2 separate regions of the Homo sapiens genome follow, and region 1 is linked to region 2. A link is a contact called in ENCODE Hi-C or POLR2A ChIA-PET data. All regions are on one chromosome and are shown on one strand. Each heading gives the region's core, a stretch centred on a gene start or an enhancer-like site at or near the end of the contact. The rest is flanking DNA. Distances are from core to core; before and after follow the strand shown.

Region 1 (5,025 bases), core at 541-3,040, 72 kb before region 2:
TCCTGAAGAAGAGAAGGGATAAAATGGGACAGAAGCAGTATTTGAAGGTATATTGGCAAAACAATGATGTAAACCACCACCAAGACACAGATTTAAAAATTGCTGTGACTTCAAGATGATCAATGAAAAATAAGACATACATAGGCACATTATTGTAAAACTGCTAAGTACAAAGGCAAAAATAGTTTCTTAGAAGCAGACAGAAAACAAAGGCATGCTACCTAAAAAGAAACAAGAATAACTTTGATATCTGTCTTTCTAACCAAAATGATGGAAGCATAAAATAACAGAATGGTGTCTTGAGATAAAACAAAAACTCTATCAACCTAGAATTCCATATAAAATGAAAATACCCTTTAAAAATTAAGATAAAATAAAGACATTTTTAGGTAAAAAAAAAAAAAGTCTAGAAGACTGATTCAGTAGCAGGCTTAGCTTACAGCAAAAAACTTAACAGAAAAGTCTGTCAAGAAGAATAACATAACCCCAGATAGAAGGGCAGACATTGAAAAGGGTGAATATTTTGAAAATTTTAAACGTTTATTTTTTTTTAAGAGACAAATTCTTGCTCTATTGCTCAGGCTCAAGTGCAATGGCACAGTGATAGCTCACCAATCCTCAAATTAGTGAGCTCAAGCAATCCTCCTGCCTCAGCCTCCTGAGCAGCTGGGACTATAGGTGCCCACCAGTACACATGGCTAATTTTTTTATTTCATATTTTTTTTGTAGAGATGGGGCCTGGCTATGTTGCCCTGGCTAATCTTGAACTCCTGTCCTCAAGCAACCCTCCCACTGTGGCCTCCCAAAGCACTGGGAAAATGTCTATTGACTATATATTAAGCAGTAATAATGCTGCCTTGTGGTGTTTAAAATAAATGTAGGATTAAATTACAAGAAAACAATAGTACAAAAGGTTGGAGGAGAATAAATGACAATTAAAGTGATACAAGGTTTTGCACTGTCTAGAAAAGGAAAATAGTACTAATTTATATAGACTCTGATAAGTCAAAGATACATATGGTAATTTCTAATACCACCAGAAAGTTGATAGAGAAAATTATACTAAACATATTATTGAAGGAGGGAAATTAAATAATACAATTTATTTGATTATTTTGGTGGAAGGCAAGAAAGAAGACATAAAGAACAGAAAGCAGATTAAACAAAATATTACAAAGTATTATGGTAGATTTGAGCCCAAATATGTTGAAACTACTAGAAAAAAATACTCCAATTTGAAAACAAAGACTGTGAACTGATTCAAAATCAAAACCCAGTTATATGCTGTTTATAATGAATGTACCTTAAATATGAGAAAAGAGGCAGGCTGAAAATAAAGAGTAGAGATCATTATGCAAATACTACTCATTTTTAAAAAGCTGATGTAGTTATATTATTATCTAATAAACTAGGATTCAGGAAATAATGAGGGAATTTTATAGTAATAAAAGAAGTGACAAGAGTCACATCTTGAATGATGTCATGAGGAGCTCAGAGGATCCTTTGCCCAGTGAAACAACTGTAACTGGTGAAAATTAGTAAGTTTTAACAAAGGAAAAACAATGACACAAATCTATAATTTTTGGAAAATGTCTAAGGGCATCCAGCAAATGGAGACATATATATTTAAGAAAATCTTCTAAATCTTATTAAGAACAGTAAAAATAGGTGGCATTTGAACTAAAGACGTGCTCCCTTCCCCCGCTCTCCAGCTGAGCATGACAGAAGCTCTACTCCAGCCAAGAGGAGTTGCAGCCAAGAACACAGAGCTTGCATTCCTCCCAGCTCCCAGTCAAGGGCCGTGGTATCTTCTCAGAAAGGACAGGCTGACAGCATTTCTCATTACCACCCCCAGATCTGTGTTGCAGAAGCTCTATTCCAAGCAAGAGCAGCTGAAAAGTCTGGGGCTCCCTTCTTCCATCCACCCCCATTCACAGGGCAGAAGCTCTACCCCAGGTGTGACTGGGTAATAATATTGAACCCTATTGTTAGAAGACAGGATCTTGTAAGGAAACAATTAGAATTAATAAATGAGCACAGTAATGTTCAAGATGTAAGACAAATGTGCAAAACCAATTGTATTTCTATACACTAGCAATTAACAATCTGAAAAAGAAATTAAGGATATAATTCCATTTATGACAGCTTCAAAAGCTATAAATACTTAGAAATGAAATTAACAAAAGAAGTGCAAAACTTGTACTCTGAAAACTGCAAAACATTGATGAAAGAAATTTGAGAAGACTTAAATATTACAACCTATGTTCATGGGTTGGAAGATTTATTATTTTAAGGTGTTAATACTCCACAAATTTATCTACACAATTAATGCAATACTTATCAAAATTACAGATAGCTGACTTTTTTTTCAGAAATTGATAAGTTGATTCTAAAATTCATATAGAGTGCAAGAGAACCAGGATAGCCAAAACAAGCTTTATAAAAAAAGAACAAAATTGGAGGATTTACAGTTCCCGATTGTAGAACCTACTTCAAAGCTACAAAAACCAAGACAATGTGGTATTAGCATTTGGATAGACATATAGATCAATGTAAAAGAATGGAAAGTACAAAAGTAAATCCTGACATTTGCTGTCAACTAATTTTTTGACAAAGTTTCAACATAATTTAATTGCAAGAAAAAGTTTTTTCAATAAGTACTGGGATAACTGGATACCCATATGTAAAGAATGAAATTGGATGCCTTCCTTATACTGTACACAAAAATTAACTTCAAATAAATTATAGACCTAAATGTAAGAGCTAAACTAAAATTATGTACCTAAATGTAAGAGCTAAACGAAAGATCTCATAGAAGAAAACATAGGAACATATCTTTATGATATACCTTCATGGCAAAGCCTTCTTAGATATGACACCAAGTGCACACACCAAAAAATGCATATGAATTCAACTTCATGAAAATTAAAAGCACTTTGCACTTTAAAGGACATTATGAAGCATCTGAGAAGACAACCCACAGAATAAGGGAAATTATTTGCAAATCATATATATCCAATATATATATGTATCTTGTATTTATAAAGAATCCACACAAACCAATAATAAAAAGGGAAATAACCCAATTAAAAATGAGCAAAGGCTCTGATTAGACATTTATCCAAAGAATATACAAATGGCAAATAAGCACAAACAGTTTGGCAGTTTCCTAGAGTGTTAAACATGGAGTTATTATAATACCCAGCAATTTCACTCCTAGTAATATACCCAGACAAAAACATATACCCACATAAAACTTGTACACAAATGTTTATAGCAGTATTATTCATATAGCATAAAAGTAGAATTAAGTAAAATGTCTACTAATTGAAGGATGTATATAAAAATGAATATCCATAAGATGAATGGCTGTTTGGTAATAAAAAAGGAAGAAAATACTACTATATGTCCCAACATAAATGAATCTTGAAATATATACTAAGTTTAAAAACCTGGTAAAAAAAAAAATCACATATTGTATGATTCCATTTATATAAAATGTCCGAATCTATGCAGAAAATATTAGAATAGTAGTTGCTTATGCTGGAGGTTAGGGTAGCAGAACAAAGAGTTACCACAAATGTCAGTGGGTTTAAAATATTTTAAAATTGATTGTAGTAACATTTTGCAATTATGTAAATATACTAAAATCCATTTTAGTTTACATTTTAAAAGGATGAATTGTGTGATATGTAAATTATAGCCTAAATAAGGCTGGCAAAAAATGAATAAATAAGAACCAATTTACCAGAAAAATGTTAATACTAAATGTGTATAATCTAAAATAAAGCCTCAAAATATGTAAAGGAAAAGTTAACAAATTTTAAAGGAGAAATAAATTTCACAATCATGATGACAAACAATGTAACCCTCTAAGTAACTATTAGAGCAAACAAATAAAAAGTAAAAATAAAAAAGTTGACTTATTAATTGATCCAACTGACATGTACACACCACTGTAGCCAGCAAATGTAACATCCACATTCAAGCACACAGGAAACATTTAGCAAACTTGATCGTATGCGGAAGGGTAAAGCAAGTCTCGAGATGGGAGAAGATTGAAATCTGGCAGGTTATTTTGCTCAGGGTAGAAATAAGATAGAAAAGAATTATTAAAAGCTAACTAGATATTCTCAAGTGACAGAAAATTTAAAAATACACGTTTAAAGAATCAATGAGTCAAAAAATAGTGAAAATTAGAAAATATTTTAAGCTCAATGAAAAAGAAAACATATTACATCAAACCTTTTAAAATATGAGCTTAAAGTCTTGCTTAGAGGAAAATTTAAAGCCTTGTTTAGATGTATTAGAAATTAAGAAAGGCTGAAAATTAATGATCTAAGGTATCCACTCCAAATAATTAGATAAAGGGCAGCAAATTAGATCCAAAGAAAGTAAAAGGAAGAAAACAATGAATATAAGAAAGTTAATAAAACTAATGAGGTAGAAAATAAAGATATAATAGACATGACATTATCAACAATCAAAAGGTGGTTATTTGGAAACATTATTAAAAATGACCAGATTCCGCTTTGACCATAAAAAAGGTAGTGAGAAGTGAAAAATTACCAATATAATGAATGTAAGAGAGACATTATTACAGATACTATGGACATTAAAAAGAAAATAAGAGTATTTGATAAACAATTTTATTTTAGTAAATTTTAGACCTCATATCTATTGAGAAAAGTTTTGAGAAAAACTATCAAAGTGATACAGGAAATAGATCATTTGAATAGAATAATATTTATTAAAGTAATCAAATTCACACTGAATAAAACCAAACAAAAAACTTGAGACCCAACTGGCTTTGCTAGTAATTTTTTTCAAACATTTACGGAGAAAATATCAGTCTTATACCCACTCTGAAAAACAAGGAGCACTTTTCAACTCATAAGGTCAGAAAAATTCTGATAGCAATTCCTAACAGTGACATTACAGAAAGATTGACATATAATGAGATTGACATTATAAATCAGTCTCTCTTATGAACATTGGTGGAAAAATGCTAACAGAAAAGTTTAC
Region 2 (5,037 bases), core at 1,087-3,586:
AGGTACAGTGAAGTTCCATAATGTGAACATTTAACGCAAAAACCCAGCTATTAGAGGTCAGCAAAGAAAAAGCAAATGAGAAAGTCAACTTAGTTTTCTCCTGTCATTCCAGTGAATAAGTATAAGCTTTAGGGTGAGCATATTTCCCATAGTGTGAACATTTTGATGTACTAATTATGATTCTAATTTTTAAAATAATATACATATTTATATATAACATGGCCCATAAATGCAAGCTGACAATCTCTTTTCTGGTACTCAGCTAAAGAAAGCATGATTTTTTTAATGCTGGGGAAAAAGGGAGGTCAGAGATGGAGCTATCTTAGAAAGATACTGAAAGCTATTCAGAAATTGGGATATTTTGTTAGGTAATTTTGACTACGCATAATTTTTTTTCTTAAAGTATCAGAGCCTGCACCTTGGTGCAAAATATGAATCTGACGTAAAGACTTTGAGGTTTTTATGTAACCATTCTCCCTGGAAGTGCCCTTGAAGTCCTTGTTCCTACCTCTCCTAGGCACATTGCTGCTAGGAGAGAGACACTACTTCAAATCTCCTCTCAGGATCATCCTTGCTGCCAGCACTTTGTGCAACAAAAGCTCTGCTCAGCAGGGTGTGGAATGTGTACAGGTTCTTTATAAAACATCAGGGAATGTTTTCCTTAAAACACTTTCTTTGGGCTTAAGATTGTAGCCTTGTCTGAAGTTCTGCATCTGGTATGGGTCAGAAGCCTAGTGAGCTGGAACTACAGTAGACCACAAAGGATAAGGAAGTCAGAGAAGCAGAAAAGAAGAGTTGAGTAATGCCAGCCATGCACCATGATCAATGAAAGGAACAATCTAGCTTCACCTCAGTTATTCCGGACACAAATAAATGTCCACTTATAAACCTTTAGAGCTGGATTAAGTTCAGGTCCAAGTAATACATTAAATTTAATAGGTGAGTGCTTGCTCTATACCAGGCATTCTTCTAGCATGCAGAAATTTATGAAGGGGCAGCTTGTCCTTCCTTGTCATTTTAGAAATAGCAACACTAAAGCCCAGGGTGGCCCAGACTTATCCAGTTACACCTAAGACACTGGCAAATGACTGAAGATAGGATTTGTTTGCTAGAAATAATTGATAAACGTCTTCAATACCATCAAGTGCTCTCCCTTACCATCATATCTTTGTGAAATTCTTATAATAAGATAAAATGCTTTCAGTGTTTTAAAGGATACCAGATGAAATAAATCTTACTCCAGTTCACCAAGACCTACACACAGCTCTCATGAACCTTTAGAACAGAGCTGTGCAAATAAAGATTCACATTTCACTTGGAGCATGGCCAAGAATGATGGAAAGTAATCAAAGAGCATTTAGCGTTTATTGTGTGTTCCACCACACCGTGCTGCCTCATATGTAACTACATTCAAAACCATTGTTCCTTGGGATTCTCTACTGAGAACATTTAATCGTATACACGGCTGCTGTCAAGTGGCTGTTTCAAAGAGACCCCTCCCCACGCCTAGTCAAGTTAAAGCGAATCCCTCTCAGTCCTCGCTGCTCATAAAGCACATAAAAAAATTAAACTCCAGCTTCCTATCTCCAAGTGCTTAAAGACTCCCAAGCAAAACCTCCTTTTTGAAGTGCTGAAAGAACAATTGGTTCTCAGAAAGTAGATCTGCTGCTGAAAGGCCAACTGACTACCTCAATAACTGCAGTGGAGGCCTCCTGGAACCCTGGGAGCCTGGGCTGAGCTCCCTCTTAGGAAAACAGCCCCTGCACAAGCCTGGCTCAGGGGCACATAGACTGGGAGAGACTTTCATGACTCTGGCAACTCATGCTCTCTAGTTGCCGTGAAAGGTCAGGCTGGCCTTGGGAAGTGAAGCCAAGAATAGTTTGATGCTTTTCCACTGGGAGGTTTGGTCCCCAGAGAGGACTATTCTTGGAGGGAATACATAGTTTACAGTGTCCAGGCAATGGGGGCTGGGGTGTTTCTTGATAATATCTGAGTGCCAAGGCAGGAACTGTGTCCTATTTGTGTAAGAATCTTTAGCATCTCACCTAGTGCCTAGTACATAACAGGATCACAGTGGGTGCTTTTGGAGTGAATGAATAAACAGAACGTAGTTAATCCCAAAATAAAAGAGATCCTCTAAATTTCTTTGCACAGAGTTCTTAATATAGTCAGTCACAGGGACTGCCTCCTGGTTCTAGCTGTCAACAAAACTGGGCCTATTATGAGCATGGCTCTGCATCCTTCATCTTGCACAGAGCTGGTACACTGTGGACCTTTAACTCACCTCAAATGATAACCACAGGAAGTGGTATACCTGCTAATGCACATGTCAGGAAGAGGCTCAGGGCTGTGGTTTCTCTGTGTGTGTGTATTTTTCCCCAAGTAGGTTTTTAAAATTCAAAACTTATGACTTGAATTTGATATTTAATAAACCAATAATATTAACTCTCTTTCTTGCCCTGTTGTATACAAGAATAGTGCTCTGAGATTATTTTCATCTGGGAATAGAGTTGCACTATTGCTATTGGGATTAAAGCCATAAAAGTGATTTTGCCTTTTTGTAGGTGATTCTATAAATAGATCATGGAACTGTAACCATGGAAGGCTCTTCAGAGGGATAAACCTGTGAGTGTGATCACATTTACAGTTATGCAGGCATGTGTAGGCATGTGAAAATTACAGCTTTTAACATAATTCTCAAGTGATATAGTCCTGTTGTATTTTTGCTGAGAATGTTTCATTTTGCTTCTTGATTCAGATACACTTATTAGGATTCCTTAGGCCAAAGGTTGGCAAGCTTTTTCTGTAAAAGACTTGCTCCTAAATATTCTATGTTTTGCAGGCCATATGGTCTCTGGTCTCTTCTGGGGCTACTCAGCTCTGTGGCTTGAGAGCAGCCACAGACACTACATATATGAATGAGCACGGCTGTGTTCCAATAAAACTTTATTTATGGACACTGGTTTACTAGAATTTTATATAATTTGTATGTATCATAAAATATTATTCTTCTAAATACCTAATGTAAATGACGAGTTGATGGGTGCAGCAAACCAACATGGCACATGTATACCTATGAACAAACCTGCATGTTGTGCACATGTACCCTAGAACTTAAAGTATAATAATAAAAAAAAAACCAGGCCCGACTTTAACATAATAAAAAAAATATTATTCTTCTTTGGATTTTTTTGGCCCTTTAAAAGTGTAAAGTTATTCTTAGCTCATGGGGTACACAAAAACAGGAGGCATGCTAGATCAGATCTGAGGGCTGTGACTGGCTGACCCCTGCCTTGGACTTCCTCAATAAAACTACCCCTGAACTTCATTTGCTGACTGATTCCATTTAGATGTGTCCATGGTAATTTCTACCACCTGGGGTCAAGCATTCACTGGCACTGTTCTTGGCTGCCACTGTGCAAATAGTCCTACCAGTCAGACACCTGGAATTTCTGTCTTTTACTCCCATTTTTAAAGTAGAGTCAAAAAAGGCACTTTGGGCCAGGGAATCTGGCATAATCAAAAGGACCGGATCATACAACTTAGAAGCACAGAGAAGTTAACTTCTAATGGGGCAAACTTGGACCAATGAAACAGGAGATGGGAAGGAGCCAAATTCTTCCTTCCTCACTCCCATGGTAACAGTTTCTCATACACACTTTTTTGAGGCATCCTGCCTGAATGTTTGCATCTGCTGAATGATGTGTTATGCCTAGCAATGTTCTGCATCTTCTGGCAATTTCTTTCTATAATTTCCTGTCTCATTTTCCTCTTTCTGTGCTTTTGTTGCCCTAGGTTTGTACCTCCTAAATAAAATATCAACACTTAATCCTTGCCTCAGGCTCTCTTCCACAGGGAACCCAGCTGAGACACTCTTAAGAACACATACACATATTCACTAAAAAATTCCAGTCCAAAAAATATATATATCTACAAGTAACCTTGCTCAAAATACATGGCAGGGATTCCAAATTCAACTAGAGCCAGTTAGCTAATGTGAATTCATGAGACATTAAGAAGTGGTGACAAACTAGAAACCCATGTTTTATTTAAAGAGAGGAGTCAAAATTCAGGTCCCTTGATGATATTGCAATTCAAGAGTGTGTGTTCAGGATTCCCAGCTCTTTCTATTTTTCAAGAGCAGTTAGTTTTCAATCTGGAATACTGTGTGAATTGTTCTTACTATTAAATGTTGAAAACTAATTTTAAAACTTTAAAGTCCATGTGGAGTTAAACATATCTATCTGTGGGCTGAAGGTGGTTCAGGCAACTTTGAGCTTATAGTCTCAGGAGGAGAATCATACACTGCAATGATTACAAAATGTGAGAGAAGCAAACAAGGAGAATTAGGGAGAATGTCCCAGAGTAATAGGTGTGTCTCAAGTATGGCTCTTTTATTTTGTCAGTTCCCCAGGAAAATGAACTAAGCATTCAAAGAATTAATGTATTTAGATTTCAGGACTCTGCTCTGTTTCTCAAACTGTAAGGATGTGGGCTCTGATTTCTGGAAAAAGAATGCACTTCCAGTCATGGAATGGCTTTTATGATATGTACAAAGATGAGAAACAGCCATTGACATCGTCTTTTCCCAGTCTCAATTCAGCGTTTGATTCTTCTCTGTAACATCCTCAAAAGGAGTCTTACTTGCTTGAAGACCTTTGCTCAAAACCATTTAAAGCATTTTATTTCACATTTACATTTTATGGATATGAATATTATATTTGGCTTACATTTACTTTTTCCCCTATTTTCAGCTGTTTGAATTTATATTTATCCCTAGGTAATATATTTCAGTTTTTCCCTATACTACTTAGAAGTCCTTTAGTATTGAAAACAGTTATCCTATCTCACAATATCTTTCTTCTTTTAGGCTAAACATTCTCAATTCCTTCAGCCATTCTCCCCAAGACATGATTTCAAGTCTTTTCACTGTTTTCTTAAACTTGACTGAACATGCTGCTGATTATCTAAATCTGTTTGGTCCTAAAATCATAAACTGAAAAAATATTATAGGTAAGACCTGATTAGTGCAGAGTA

Evidence for each region. A loop is a pair of places that touch in the nucleus more often than their neighbours do. ChIA-PET counts read pairs that join two places held with the same protein, here RNA polymerase II (POLR2A). Pooled maps may share reads with other maps.
Region 1: a map of heart left ventricle shows a loop between it and region 2 (2.2-fold over the local background). The contact joins two enhancer-like sites. A Hi-C loop is called at or near these places in 11 of 168 maps with a recorded cell type or tissue (CD4-positive, alpha-beta T cell, MCF 10A, cardiac septum and 5 more) and 10 of 50 pooled maps. POLR2A ChIA-PET finds 5 or more read pairs at or near these places in 4 of 52 experiments (CD4-positive, alpha-beta T cell, MCF 10A, activated CD4-positive, alpha-beta T cell and 1 more).

The regions. Positions count from the first base shown.
Region 1 is chr3:30,423,261-30,428,285 of GRCh38, reverse strand. All of the region lies in intron 4 of LOC101927995 (a long non-coding RNA gene), which reads right to left. The region is part of intron 3 of LOC105377013 (a long non-coding RNA gene); the gene reads left to right. Among named protein-coding and RNA genes, the nearest start is that of LINC01985, 93 kb to the left of the region's middle. Within about 2 kb of position 1,790, at least 6 of the 41 ENCODE cell types and tissues checked have a DNase peak (open chromatin) inside an H3K27ac peak, as active enhancers do; they include heart left ventricle and heart right ventricle, where a contact is called at or near this core.
Region 2 is chr3:30,351,515-30,356,551 of GRCh38, reverse strand. It overlaps a transcript of LOC101927995 not described here. Among named protein-coding and RNA genes, the nearest start is that of LINC01985, 160 kb to the left of the region's middle. RefSeq lists a silencer at 1,261-1,555. Within about 2 kb of position 2,336, at least 12 of the 41 ENCODE cell types and tissues checked have a DNase peak (open chromatin) inside an H3K27ac peak, as active enhancers do; they include heart left ventricle and heart right ventricle, where a contact is called at or near this core.